2 separate regions of the Homo sapiens genome follow, and region 1 is linked to region 2. A link is an interaction called in ENCODE POLR2A ChIA-PET data of the cell type or tissue named here. Cell type or tissue: PC-3. All regions are shown on one strand. Each heading gives the region's core, and the rest is flanking DNA. Links, peaks and the distances in the headings are about the cores only. Region 1 overlaps LRMDA (leucine rich melanocyte differentiation associated). Region 2 overlaps LRMDA (leucine rich melanocyte differentiation associated).

Region 1 (7,498 bases), core at 1,183-6,182, 140 kb before region 2:
TGGCACTGTCACCCCTACAGGTATGCAAGTCAGAAGCTTGAGTTGGCCGATCTGTTCCACATTCTACCTGCCACACTGCCTCAGCATTTCTCAAAGCCATCCACTCTTGTTCTTTACTTCTGTCACCCAAATTCAAACCATATCATGTTCATGGCTTTCATTTTTAAAATTCTGGACTATTATAGTCCCCAAACTAGTCTTACTTCCATCAGCTTTTGACCCCTTGCAGTCTACTCTGCTTCCTTGAACAGATCTTTGCAAAATACAGACAAATCAGGTCATCCTCCTGCTTCAAACCTTGCACTGGCTTAGTCTTGCTTTTAGGGTGACAGGGTTTGGCTGTGGCCCCACCCAAATCTCAACTTGAATTGTATCTCTCAGAATTCCCACATGTTATGGGAGGGACCCACGGGGAGGTAATTGAATGATGGGGCCCCGTCTTTCCCATGCTCTTCTCGTGATAGTGAATAAGCCTCATGAGATCTGATGGTTTTATCAGGGGTTTCCACTTTTGCTTCCTCCTCATTTTCTCTTGCCGCTGCCATGTAAGAAGTGCCCTTTGCCTCCCACCATGATTCTGAGGCCTCCCCAGCCATGTGGAACTGTAAGTCGAATTAAATCTCTTTTTCTTCCCAGTCTCAGGTATGTCTTTATCAGCAGCATCAAAATGGACTAATACATAGGGTAAAGAGTGTATTCACTACCATAGCCTGCACCACCATGCTTCACCTCATCCCACTGCCTACAGCCCAGCTCCATCTTATACCATCAGCATCCCTGTCCCTACCCCCTACTCATCTACTTTTTAGTCCCTCTGAAGTGTCATTCTCCATCCACAACGGGCCTTTGTTCATTTTGTTTTTTTTTCTCTGCATGCCACATCTGAAATCCCTTCTCTCAGTAACCTAAATCAACTTTGTCCTTCTCATCCTCCAGTTCTTAGCTTGTTATCACTTCCCCTGGGCAGCCTTCCTCCAAGACCAGACCAGATCCTGCTATTTTATGGATCCTCAAAGCAGCCTGTACCTCTCCTTCCTAGCCCTTGTCACCTTTGTGATTTAACATGTCTTTATGTGTTATTTTGCTTCTCTGCTTCCTTAAATAAGCTCCTCAGGACAGGGACCGTATCTTTTTTGCTCATCATTGATATCCTTAGCACCCAGCATAATGCTTGGACGAAGTCCGTACTCAATACCCATCTACTGAATGGAAAAGACTTTGGCAGAAGAAAATGAAGTCAACCACTTGCTCCTCAGACCTGGGTCGAGCAAGCCACCACACCTAAATGTTCAAGTTAGAATCAAGAAAGTTCATTTGAAAGTCATGATTCAGGTTTCCAGCATAAATTATATGCAGTTGTGCAAACATGTCAAAGTTTAGTAAATTGAATTTGTTTAATGTAAACAACTTTTGACCAAAATAATAACACAGCTTTAGAAAAAGACATTAGGCACCCACTTTTGAAGAGTTTGTATAATTTAACACACAAGAAAACTTTACTGTAATTATATGCAGACGTATACAAAGGATAAATGTTATTTACTTGCTCCACCCTCCATAAAATAAACCTCCAACCATGCTTCAGCTTGCTGCATTAATCCTAATTTAGAAATCACCCCCGCCGAAATGGGGGTGGGGGGGGGCGCATGGTGGGCTCTCATCTTTTCTTCGCGTCAAAATTAGCCGTTTAAATTAGAACCACGTTGGGAGCGTAGGTGACGCCAACGTTGCGGCACCAGTCCGGGGAGCACTTAAAAGTAGCCACCTGAAGTTAATTAAAACCTTACCTGTCAAACCCAGTATGGCTACATTTGAAAATCTTTAATGTAATTAAGAGAAGCACATTATGGGAGGTCAAGTGACTTTCTTTTTGAATTCCACTTCTAATCTGTCGTCAAATGGATGGAAATTGCCGGCCGAGGGAGTTAATGAAAGCTGCATGAGCGAGCAAGGGAGCAGGAGGAGGGGCTGGCAGCCTGGAGGAGCTGGCGGGAGGGCGGACGGGGACCCCTGTCTCCTTCTAGCGGCGAGGAATGAGCCTGGGGGAGCCCCACCGGGCAACTTCCCTTCTGCCAGGAGGCTCTGGGTGGGGGGTTCATTCAGCCCCTCTCCCTGAGCACACTGGGGGCATGCAGGAGCAGGGTATGGGGCGTCTGCGCAGCTCCCTGCTTATCGCTAAGTGAGATCTGTGGCCAGGACGGCGGGGCCTGGACAGAGTGGAGCCGGCGCCGGCCCTCGTCACCCTTCACTCAGAGCCGCCTGATTAGCATCAGGGTTCCGCTCGCCTCTTGCACGGATCCCCCAAAGAGCCGGTGGGGAGGGGGGCGCTTCCACGCGGAGCCTCAGCTGTGCAGCGCCTGACCCCAAGCCCGTCAGGGGGAAGGTCTCCCAGGTCCGCAGCCTTCAGCACCCTGGATCTGGGGAAGCCCCAAGAGGCCCTGGTACTGCCCTGGATTTTCTTCTGGGCATGTGGGCTTCTGGGCCACTAAACCCATCTCCTACTGCACTAGGTAGGTCCGGCTCCCGGAGCCCCCAGTGCAATCTTAATGCCAGAACGCTGCCTTTTGGAGATTAAATCACTTAATGCTTTGCTGTGTGTTCTAGCCTGAGGGTGCTGTTGACAGAAGGCAGAGTTTTTCTCTCTGGTTGCTGCTTCTCTCTCTCTTTTTTCTTTTTGCATTGCGTTTGTCTGTATCAGCAGAGGTATCTGTGTTTGAAAAAGGATTAACTCCCTCAGAATGTTGCCACTTAAGTTTTGCCCCTGCCTTGGAAACTGACATGAGAATAAACAACATATTAAGTCTTCACAGAACACTGGTACCAAGAAGTTTCCAAACCAGAGGACTTAACCTCCTTAATCCAGGCCTTTTCCCTTTGACTTCCTCCTGTTAGTCCGAGCATGGGCAGAAGGCATCAGTGGGGAGAGGAGTGTAAATCTTCTAGTTTGGAAATCTCTTCCATACTCCATGGAAAACATTGGGTGTCTCCTGTGGGGCCAGTGTGGTGAGTTACTTGGAACAGAATGGGCAATCTAGTAGGCGTTGAAATATTCAGAAGCATCTCATAGTGTCTTAGAAGATCCAAGACCTAGCCCGATGGGTCTTCTCTGTTATTAGAATTGTGTGGAAGGGTGGCAGACGCAGTTGAGGGGATGGGATGCTGAGAGACAAGGCATTTATTAAAACGACCTCTAGAGACTTTTTTTTTTCCACTGGGCTTGAATTTCTTGGGCTTGGAGAGTTGTCACTACCCCATATGAAAAATGGAAGAGATGAGTGAGAGGAAAGAAGATGAGGGGGGAAAAAACCAACCTGAGAGTGGTTTAAAATCAGAACAGAGTGTTGGTGAGAGTCAGTTTCCAAGGGTCGCCTCTTCATGCTGTATTGCTTTTTCTTGACCAATGAAAAGCCCCCTTTTTCAGATTTCCCCCCATTTCTCATCCATAGCAGAAAGGGCAGTGCTTCTAGAAATTGAGATGTGTCTCCAGGTAAAAGCCACACAAGGCAGTGGGAAGGGATGTGGCTGTCCCCAGCCTCCATTTGATGCCGCGTTTCTCTCCCAGCCACAAGTTCACAGGTAAAAGTGAAAAGTTGCTCTGGACGTCCCTTCCAAAGAGAGCTGTCTGCTCGCCATGGCAACCTTTTCCTGGGGTCTCTGGCTGTCAAGAACGGGGTGCAAAGTTCACAGAGCTCAGCATTGTGCCCTCCTCTCTTCTTGTCCCTTTTTTCCTGAAGGGATCGAGGTTGGTTTGCAGCACAGTTTAAAGCGAAGATGCCAAATGAAAAGTTCCTCGTTTTAAGTTGGTGCTTATACAAAGCTGCTTTGTGGTTTTTTTCGGCCTGTCAGACTTGTCAGGCCTAGTAAGAAAAAGTATATTGTTTCCAGCACTTGGATTCCTTTCTCCCTGACATCTGCCACTCTGTAAAGATGATAAATTCCTGCCTCATTAGCCAAGGGTGTGGGATTACAGGCTGACAACACATTAATCACCAGCCTCTGTGGCAGGCTGACTAGCAATAGGCATTGTTAACAAAACTTTTCTAATATGTCACTCTTCTCTATGACAGCCTGTAATCAATCATTGTGATTGACGGCGCTGATAGATTACACTATTTATACTTTGTGTAATGAAAGATAGTGTTTCCACCTACTGTCATTTCTGGGCTAGTGGTAGAGGATCAGTAAATGGAAACAAACATAACAACAGGGCAAGCCCTCATTCACCCCAAAATATCCATAGAACTACCCCACCTTCCCAAGTCCTAGGCTTGGCTTCCACTTTTGGAAGTGAAAAAGGGCCCATCCTGGAACTCTGGCAATCATTCTGGGATGAGGGGTAGTGGTGGGGGCACCTGGAAGGACAGAGGTAATTTGGATTTTCACAGAGAGAGCTCTTTGCAAAGGATACGATCCCAGGTATTGATAGGTCGAGTTTACATAGGTAGGAGAGTCCCCAAGCAGCCCCTTTCCTTCCCCTCATCAGCTTACGTGTGTGCAGCTGAGCGTTGAGTGCCTCCTCCCCTGCCAGATGAGAGATGATTTAGATGTTGATAAAATATTTGTTCTTTCCTGGCTCTGAGGGCAAATATTATCTTTGTTTCCCATAATCGTAAGGCGCTGCAAAAGTCAACAGCACCCAGAGCAAGTACAAAACCAACACTCGGAGAGAAGCCCTTTCTGGAGGCCTTTGCCAGGGCTTGCTTGTCCCCCCTGAAGCTCAGAAAATTTCAAACAGGATACGAATGAATCAGCTGAGCTGAAATGTGTTCTGACTCTCACATCCTCGGTATTTTTGGAGGGTCCTTTCAGTCATTTTTATTTTGGTCTGGAAAGCATTCGTAAAGGATACAAGCTGTTTTTGCTTTGCTGGAAGTTATTATTTCAATAGAGTGACAAGGAGGCTCCTGGGCTAGCATCCTAAGAGGGGAGCATCTTTCCTCGTGTTGGGGCCATTTCCAGGCAATTTGGCCACAAGTGCCTGTTTTAATGAATCACTTTAAAAATGATTGTGGTATTTAATTTTCCTTACTATTGATTAAACACAAGAAAATACTCCTTTATTACTTCTTTAAGGTGGTTAGGGAGATTGCTCATAGGTATATAAATCTTCATTTGACTCTTCAGTACAAGCACAGATGTGCGATTCCCTGCCTTCCCATTCAATGCATTTTTGATCTTTGCGTCTCTGCATTATATGTGGATTGGCGAGGCCAAGAGAGGAGAGTAGTAAGGAAGCAGAGTCGTCGTCCTCCTCCTGAACGCTGTGGTGTTGATAGGCATCAGACACTTTAGGTCACCCTGCCAGTTGGCAAAGCAAAAGGAACCTGAGACCTACCCCTAGTGAAATTGCCTTAGAGGCGGATGAGATGGGAGGAGGTGCAGGGAGACAGGGAGCTAAACTTTAATCTCTCTGTGAAGTTTGAGTGAGCCCAGGATGATTAATGAGAGAGCAGACCATCTGATTAAGCCCCTCTGTGTCATAGAACATGATTAGTAGGTGACAGAGATGGTAACAGTATCCAGCCAAACCCTTGTTTCTTTCACAGCTCCGGCTGTTATATGATTAATGTCCCCAAGGGCTATCTTGGGGTCAGGCAGGGGAACCTGTCAGAACAGGTGGAAGTGACAAAATGGGCAGAAACTCCTAAGGGGGACTGGAGTGGTGAGGGAGAAAATGGAGGGGGCAGGGCAGCCAGATGGAGCCGGCGACCTTTCTCTGATCCAAGCAGGCACAGAGATCATCGTGGGAATGGAAACGAGGAAGAATCACAAAACTGCAGATGTTTCCCAGGTCCTCAATGCATCAAGTACTGCCAGCTCAGACTTGTGGGAAGCACAGTGTGACACGGCGCGTTATCACTCGTGGTTTATGTTCTGAGATGGAATGGGATGGGGCCACTGCAGGCCCTGTGGGTATGAATGTGGGATGCCCGCACCTGTGCCTGTGTAAGCATGAGTGTTTGTGCAGGTACACTAGGACAAGTGCTCCACTCTGCTGGGGGATTAAGTATGTATCAAACGGGTAGAGCTGATATTTCAATTTACTGCTTTCTGGGGCCAACACCTATACATTGTCTTGACTGTGCTACTTAGAAAAGATAATATGGGAAAATAACATGGATTTACAGAATTGAAAGTTTTAATTCTGTAAATTTACAGAATCAAAAGGTTTTTAGATTTAAAGTGAACTGTAGAAATCCCTAATTCAGATAATCCAGATTACAGGTGAGAAATCTGAGGTTCAGAGAAGGTAATGACTTGCCCAGTGGAAGTCAAGACTAGAACCCCAGGCTTCCTATTTCCGGTTTCATATACTAAACCCTTGATGAGTCTGTTGGTAGGAAGCCTCAGACCTTTTCATTAGATGTGAGTTTCCCAGCAAGACTTGAGTCTTTACTCTCCTTATCATATTCCCTCTTTCCCTTCCTAGAAGCACTTTGACCTCCCGGTCAAAGGTTTAAACCTCAGTTGAAATGGAGTCTCATTAAGTCCTTTTGGGCAAGCAGCCTTCCCAGATGTCAACTTTGAGAGGAGACTATGCTCTCAAGGCAGCCGTTTTGATTGACAGGAGTCCTGAGGGTAGCCATTTTTACATTAAAGGGAAACTGGTTTGTATTGAGTTTCATCTGGTGAGCCTGGCTTCTCTTCTTCCACCTTTGATGCCCTATGTGTCTGTTACATACATTCAAGAGTCATTCCCGGGCTCTAATGGGGTCTGGGAGAACTTTCATCTCAGCCATTTTCCAGGGCTCTCTTGGGTAACCAGTTTCCCTTTGTTATTCACGTCTATCCAATAACTCTTGCTCTTATGTTCACACAATAATAATAATAACTGGGTTAGAACCTGGGCTGGGCAGTGACCAGCCCCCTACATCTGCTTGATCTCTAATGCAGGAGTTTACAAATTGGAAATCTTTGCTAGCTAGGAAAAAGATCACCTTGCAGTAGGATTTTATCCATACCAACAGTGCTCGTGCTTCAGTGAGTTGCAACTGTGGACTTAATGGCAAAGCTGCACTCAGTGTTATGATCACGAAGGAGGGAGAAGGAAGAATGGAGATTGTATTGGATTTTACTAAATTGTGTCAGTGAGGGAGTAAGTTGAATAAGAGACCCAACCAGGGCATATTCATAACTCTGTCTCCTGACAGTGGTTGATTATGTACAATTTTGATGTTGATTATCTTTAAATAGCTCTTCTTGTTGTGGGACAAACTGGGAGATCTACCTCACATGAGGGTAAAGTACAAAGGATACTAAAATCTTCCCAGAGTAGAGTCCCCATGATTCTGTAGCATAGGCTTTGGGGGATCAATTATGGATAAATAAATGTTCATTAGCTTCAGAGCTCTAGTATATGATTTTTGTCATGGGTTTCACCTCAGCATCATACAGCCTTTCCAGGCCAAGAAGAGAATGACCTAGTGCTCCAAAAACAGTCACTTAAAGACTGGCTCTGTGGCCTTCGAGTGAGTTATATAAAATACAACCAAGATGA
Region 2 (7,498 bases), core at 919-5,918:
ATTTCTTTTTTTAACAACCATTTTCCAACAGTAGACTTATTTTCTTCCTTTGAGCATGGTTTTCATAAGTGACTTCTTAAAATCTGAATTCACTAGAATATGCCCCATACAGTTATACTAGTTTGGTTTCTTTCACTGCTTCCCTATCCTCAAGCTTCCCCAACCTTCCTTCCTTGTTGTCAATATTCATAATTATATACTCAGAATTTCACTTTTAGTAGCATCCTTCCTTCTTGAATTTCATGTCCTATTAGGATCAATATCTGTGGAAATTACTATACTATACTATACTATACCATACCATACCATACCATACCATACCATACCATACCATCCTATCCTATCCTATCCTATGCTATGCTATGCTATGCTATGCTATGCTATGCTATGCTATGCTATGCTATGCTATACTATACTATACTGAAATGCTATAGTCTCTTAAAAATAAAGCAAATCCAATCAAGAGTATTCATATATTTGTGTTCCAAAATATGCAAAGTTATCTCCAATTAGGCACGGTCACTTTCTCCTAGGGGTCTCATATCTTCCATACCACCAATCTTTTTATTTTTTAAGTTTGATCATGTTGGCATTTGTTCTGCTATATAATGTATATTATGTTGCTACTTTTTGAATATGTTCACTAAATGCACTTCTGCCTGATTTTCCTGGTTTCCAAAAAGGATTTTCCCTCTTCACCTCTTCTCCTCTCCTCTCTCTCTATTGGAAATACCTTTCTTTTCAGCAAGGTGTTCTCTTCCACTGTCACATTCTGGGCATGATTACCCACCACCGTGAGTTTAGTTCAAGTTCATTTTATTTTAGAAGTTACGACCGGTTTTATAGGAACAATGTGCCTTTATCATGTCAACTCCATGTTGAAAAACCTTTAGGGCCTCCTCCTCGCATTTGGGTTACAGCCACAAACCCTTAGCCTGGCTTCTGAGGTCCACTTAACCTTGAACTCAATGTACTTTTTTGGCCTAACCTTCCAGACTTTCCCTATTTTCACTCAGCCTTTCAAATCAACTGATCTGCTCATAGCCAGCAACATGATTTGTTCTTTTATTCGTTCACCTCTTTGGGCTTTCCCCCCAGACCTTTTCTAGTTTTCTTAATTAGAAAGTGAGTCACCAAAAAGGTCATTAAAATCAAGTCTTTCATTGCCTTTTGTTTTTTTCTCTATGAAGAATAAAATAATTTTATGGTGCAAAATGAACTTTTGAAGGCTAAGAAAGAACATAAAGTTTGGGCCAACCAAAATTAAAAGTGACTCACAATTAATACTACCAAAGAAGGCAATCTTCCGCTGTCCTTAAGTCAGCAAGGATTTATGAGAGTGCTTGATGATTGTGTGTTGCATTTCCTCTGTTGGAAATGATACCTAGAATTTTAGAAGCATAGATTCTGAAGGATGACTTCATAATAAGGATTTTAGGAGCCCACTGTTACCCATCTCAACCTTGGATGCCTGAAATACACTGACATTCCTACACATGGCTACATATCATTCTTATTATTCAGTCCACAGCCATTGCCAGGATAGATAAAAAGCAACTGTCATTTCACATCAGACCAAGCTAGGAAAGTATATCTTTCCTCAACCAAGAAGATGGAGTATGAACCAGACCACATGGCCCAGTGGATGGGAATTGATAGTGCATACAGTAGCTTTAAAGCAGCATGGAGCAAAATAGATTTAAATCATTCCGAAAGAAATAAATCCTAACAATGGATACATTGTGCTGAATGAAATGAAGCTCACAAAAGAATTGATTAGGAAGTATACCAAATGGAATAAAATGTAGCAGAAAGGCACATATTAGAGAGAATAAAATATGTTTCAGTCTGAAGGGGATTTAATTTACTAAGATACAACTGACCAGCTATAAAGCAGATGAATAACATATGTAGTCAAGTCAAATGGACATTCAATGGAAATAGGTTTATATAGATCAATGGCATCATGTGACCAGTTTCATTCTTCTAATTCTATGGCTCATTGTGTAATATCTTTAGCTCTCTCAAGAAAATCTGAGGCTTTTCCTGAATCCTGAAAGAGGGAACTCACCTTAAAGGAGTGTATGATTAATTGGAAATAGGTTATTGTTTGTTGGCTTGTCTTGGTCCAGAGAACCATAATAATTTTCTGGAATTAGAAGGATTTTACAGTAAATTGCAATAGAGTATCACAGTGAAGACTATTTAAGCACTTTTTCCTCCAATGTTAAGTTAGTTCTACTGGTCACTGTGCTGAAATACTTAGAGCCATCAATGGTCTTCATTTCTCTTTCTAGGAAACTTGGAAATTTTAGGTCAATATTGAAATTATCTTGCTGGGAATTTTCTCCCACATGCAAACATATTCATTAAACACTCTGTTGTGCTTCAGTCGGAGTCCTTTGGAGAATGTAATTCTCAACATGAATGAAGCTTATTTCCAGCGTTATTCACAGTGGCATATCAAGGGCAGGGGGGAAGACAGTGGTCTGCTCCAGGTACAGACAATGAGGGGATGCATTGTTTGTAGAAAGTTTTAAAACAATAATAAAACCAACTAAAATTTTGTGTATATTCTGTTATCACCATGAACTGGCAATTCAGGCAATTAAAGTGATAAAAATACTCATCTCTGGAAAAAAGCTGTCAATCTAAGTTCTAAGTAATTGCCAGGAGTTCTGTTGTATTTTAAAATAATGACTATTATTGTTAATATTTATTACATTTTAACACACTTAAAAGTTTATCTTTTAAGACACATCGTATTCTATATGGAGTTACTCTGGGGAACTCCTAGCTCTCCAGGAAGCCTTAGCATACATGAACTTAGCTGTAAATTCACAGTGGTTTGGAATATTAGAGATCACATCACAGTCAGTGTCTCTAAAACCTTGGTAGCATATATTTCTGCATTTGAACAATATATTTGAACTAGGCAGTCGTAGAAAAATGATTGAGAGATAAAGAAACAGGTCTTGAGTTAGTTCTGTCATTCAATGAGACTACTTGGAGCATTTACTTGTTTTTAATATTTAAAACAATAAAATAAAATACAAACCATGAAGTGTACTATTTTGTCTTTGGTAAGTGCAAATTTAAGTTTATGCATGAAGATCTCTAATATATTTGAATAATAGCTTTACATTAAAAATTTAATTTTCTTTTTAATTGTTAATTATTTCAAAACAAAAGCAAATTAAAAAAATAATAATTACTAATTACGTGCTTATAACTGAAAAGAATTTTGTTTTATGGAGGAAGGGGTATTAATAATTATCTGCTCTGGGTATCAAATATGCTAGCTATGGCACTGGGTATTTTCTTTTTCTTTTTTTTTTTTTTGAGACAAAGTCTCACTCTTGTTGCCCAGGCTGGAGTGCAATGGCATGATCTCAGCTCACTGCAACCTCTGGCTCCCAGGTTTAAGCAATTCTCCTGCCTCAGCCTCCTGAGTAGCTGGGATTACAGGCACCCACCACCACACCTGGCTAATTTTTGTATTTTTAGTAGAGACGGAGTTTCACCATGTTGGCCAGGCTGGTCTCGAACTCCTGACCTCAGGTGATCCACCTACCTCAGCCTCCCAAAGTGCTGGGATTACAGGTGTGAGCCACGGCACCTGGCCAGCACTGGGTATTTTTATTTTTATTTTGGTTACAGATGATAAAACAATTCAAATTGCTGAAAAAATATGTAATTTAATACTTTATCAATTTCCTTTTATCTTGCAACAAACCACCTCGAAATTTAATGGCTTAAAATAAGAGTTATATATAAGGTCACAGTCCTGTGGGTTGGCTGGGTGCTTCTTATCTGGACTGACTTGGTTGGGGCTGGATGGTCACAAATGGCCTCACATGTCTGGGGCTCAGTTGAGATGGCTGGAATAGCTTTCCATGTGATCTCTCTTCTTCCAGAAAGCTAGCCTGGGCATGTTACCTGGTGGGAGAAAGGTTCCCTTAACAGGAGAAGGAAAACTCCATGCTCAAGTACCTTTTAGGCATTTCCTTGTATAACATTTGTTAATGACTCATTGGACAAAACTTGTTACATGGCCAAGTCCACATACGAGGGGTGGAGAACCAGACTCTACCTCTTGATGGTAAAGCAGTAAGGTTACATTGCCCAGGGAAGTATGTATAGAGGTAAAAGAAATTTTTGCAGCCTTTTTTGTGAATAATCTACCACCTACCCATAAGGGTTGTGTTATCTCCAGGTATTCAAGTAACATTGGCAGTAATTTCCATCTTCATACTTCGTCTCAGTTCTACTTTTTTATGTAGTTCATGTAGCCTTTTTAAATTAAATGTATTTTTTTTACTTGGCATATAATACTTGTACATATTTATGGGATACCTAGTGATGTTTCAATACATATAATGTATTGCATGATCTGATCAGTGTAATTAGCATATCCCTCATCGCAAACATTTTTCATTTCTTTATGTTGGGAACATTCAATATCCTTCTTCTAGCTACTGGGAATGATATAATATATTATTGTTAACTGTAATCATCCTACAATGTTTTTTTAACATGAGAAATTATTCCTCTTATCTGGCTGTAATTTTTCATCCTTTAACAAATCTCCCTAACCCTCTCTTTGCTTTACCCTTCCCAGCCTCTTGTATCATCTCTTCCACTTTTCATTTCTATGAGATCATCTTTTTTTAGCTTCCACAATATGAGTGAGAACATGTGGTGTTTAGTTAGTTCTGTTCCTGACTTATTTCGCTTAACATAATATCCTCCAGTTTTATCCATGTTGCCGTGAATGACAGGATTTAATTTATTTTTATGGCTGAGTGATATTCCATTGTGTGTATATATATCACATTTTCTTTATCTACTATTCCGTTGTTGGATACCTAGGCTGAGTCCATATCTTGGCTATTGTGAATAGTGCTGCAATAAATATGGGAGTGCAGATGTCTTTTTGATATGATGATTTCCTTTCCTTTATATACATTCTTAGTAGAAGGATTTCTGGATCATATGGCAGTTTTATTTGTAGTTTTTAAGGAACCTCGATACTGTTCTCCATAGTGGCTGTACAAATTTACATTCCCACCAACAGTGTAAAGAGTTCCTTTTTTTCTCTATCCTCACCAACATTTGTTATTTTTTATCTTTTTGATAATGGCCATTCTAAATGGGGTGAGATGCTATCTCATTGGTGTTTTGATTTACGTTTCCTTGATGATTAGTGATGTTGGGTATTTGAAAATATATTTCTTGGCCATTCGTATGTCTTCTTTTGAGCAATGTCTGTTTAGATCATTTGCCTATTTTCATTCTTAATTTTTTCCTTCACTCATTGGTTGTTCAGGAGTATGTTGTTTAATTTCCATATATTCATACAGTTTCCAGCATTCCTTTTGTTATTGACTTCTAGTTTTATTCTATTGTCATCTGAGAAGATGCTTGATATAATTTTGACTTATCAAAATTTGTTGAGACTTGTTTTGTGGTGTAACATATGGTCTATCCTGGAGAATGTTGCATCTGCTGATAATAATGTGTATTCTGTAGCTGTTGGCTGAAATGTTACCTACATGTCTGTTAAGTCCATTTGGTCTCTGGTGCAGTTTAATTCCAGCATTTCTTTGTTGATTTTCTTTCTAGATGATCTGTCCAATGCTGAGAGTAAGGTGTTGAAGTCCCCAACTACTATTGTATTGGGGTCTATCTCTCCCTTTAGATCTAATAATATTTGTTACATATATATATATGTATATATCAGTGTTCTGGTGTTGGGTGCATATATATTTACAGTTCTTATATTCTCTTGCTTAATTGATCCCTTTGTTATCATATAATATCCTTCTTTATCTCTTTTTAGAACTTTTTACCTGAAGTCTGTTTTGTCTGATATAAGTGTAGCTACTTATGCTTGCTTTTGGTTTCTCTTTGTGTGGGATATCTTTTTCCATCCCTTCAGTTCAAGTCTACATATGTCTTTACATGTGAGGTGAGTTTCTTGTCAACAGCATATAATTGGATCTTTTTTTTTTAAACCCATTCATCCTGTCTATGTTTTTTAATTGGAGAATTTAATCCATTTACATACAAGGTTATTACTGATAGGTGAGGACTTACTCTTGTCATTTTATTCGTTGTTTCCTGGTTGTTTGGTATATTTTGTTCTTTACTTCCTCTCTTATTATTTAATTTTGGACTTAGATGTTCCCTGTAGTGATAGGTTTCTCTTCTTCTTTTGTGTATTGCCTTGCTTCTTTTCTCTTTCTTCCTTGTGTATTGTCCCTACCAGTGAGTTTTATAGCCATTTTTTGCATGTTTTCATGATGATGATGAAGATTTTCCAGATGTAAGGCTTCCTTGAGCATTTCTTGTAAGGCCAATCTAGTGGTGATGAATCCACTTAGTTTTAGCTTGTCTGAAAAAGATTTTATTTCTTCTTAATTTCTAAAGGATAGCTTTGCTAGGTATAATATTCTTGGCTGACATTTTTTTTTCTTTTAGTACTTTGAATATGTCATCCCATTCTCTCTTGGCCTATAAGGTTTCTGCGGAGAAACCCATTATTAATGTAATGAGAGTTCCCTTATATGTGACTTGATGCTTTTCTCTTGCTGTTTTTAGGATTCAATCTTTGACTTTGACTTTTGACAATTTGAGTATAATGTGCCTCCAAGAGAACCTGTTTGGGGTGACTCTATTTGGAGTTCCTTGATCTTCCTGGATCTGGATGTCTATCTTTCTTCCAAGACTTGGAAAGTTTTCAGCTATTACTTTATTAACTATGTTTTCTGCACCCTTTTCCTTCTCTGAAATATATGAACTACACAAATTCATATGCCATCCTTGTGCAGGGGCCATGCTAATCTTCTCTGTATCATTATAATTTGAGTATAGGTACCACTGAAGTGAGCATTTTTAAGAAATAAATTTTGATAAGATGGCCAATATCAGCAAATGGATTACTTCTTGCCAGCTTAGCAACCCTACTGGAAAGAGAGCTTGTTCCAATAGTTCAAGACAAAATTTCAAGACTGACTTTTATTGGCTGGATTGACTTGCGTTTCTTTTCTTTTCTTTTTTTTTTTTTTTTTTGAGACGGAGTCTCGCTCTGTTGCCCAGGCTGGAATGCAGTGGTGCGATCTCAGCTAACTGCAAACTCCACCTCCTGGGTTCACGCCATTCTCCTGCCTCAGCCTCCCAAGTAGCTGGGACTACAGGCGCCTGCCACCACGCCCGGATAATTTTTTTTTTTCTGTATTTTTTAGTAGAGACGGGGTTTCACCATATTAGCCAGAATGGTCTCCATCTCCTGACCTCGTGATCTGCCTGCCTCGGCCTCCCAAAGTGCTGGGATTACAGGCGTGAGCTACTGCGCCCGGCTGGCTTGCGTTTCAATCTAAGCTAATCACCTGGGTCAGACCCACACCTCGTACCAGGAACTGGGCTCATGTCCATCAGAATCATATGAAATGAAAGGTGGAAGGCACTGGTTCTAAAAAAAAAATGACACCCTAGT

The links. Peaks named below come from ENCODE experiments on the same cell type or tissue, not always from the same donor. Only the 100,000 strongest peaks of a DNase experiment are listed, where the experiment ranks them.
Region 1: POLR2A ChIA-PET joins it to region 2 with 5 read pairs; 5 of 35 experiments call an interaction of 5 or more read pairs at or near these places.

What each region holds. Positions count from the first base shown.
Region 1 is chr10:76,110,176-76,117,673 of GRCh38, forward strand. All of the region lies in intron 5 of LRMDA (leucine rich melanocyte differentiation associated), which reads left to right. Among named protein-coding and RNA genes, the nearest start is that of MIR606, 560 kb to the left of the region's middle. RefSeq lists an enhancer at 2,254-2,807. In PC-3, for the core only: no CTCF peak of the experiment used is centred there; DNase peaks (open chromatin) are centred at 3,926, 4,526, 5,476 and 5,606; H3K4me3 peaks cover 525 bases; H3K27ac peaks cover 1,634 bases; H3K27me3 peaks cover 2,686 bases.
Region 2 is chr10:76,254,009-76,261,506 of GRCh38, forward strand. The region is part of intron 5 of LRMDA (leucine rich melanocyte differentiation associated); the gene reads left to right. It also overlaps the pseudogene RNU6-673P. Among named protein-coding and RNA genes, the nearest start is that of KCNMA1-AS1, 630 kb to the right of the region's middle. In PC-3, for the core only: no CTCF peak of the experiment used is centred there; a DNase peak (open chromatin) is centred at 4,033; H3K27me3 peaks cover 1,142 bases.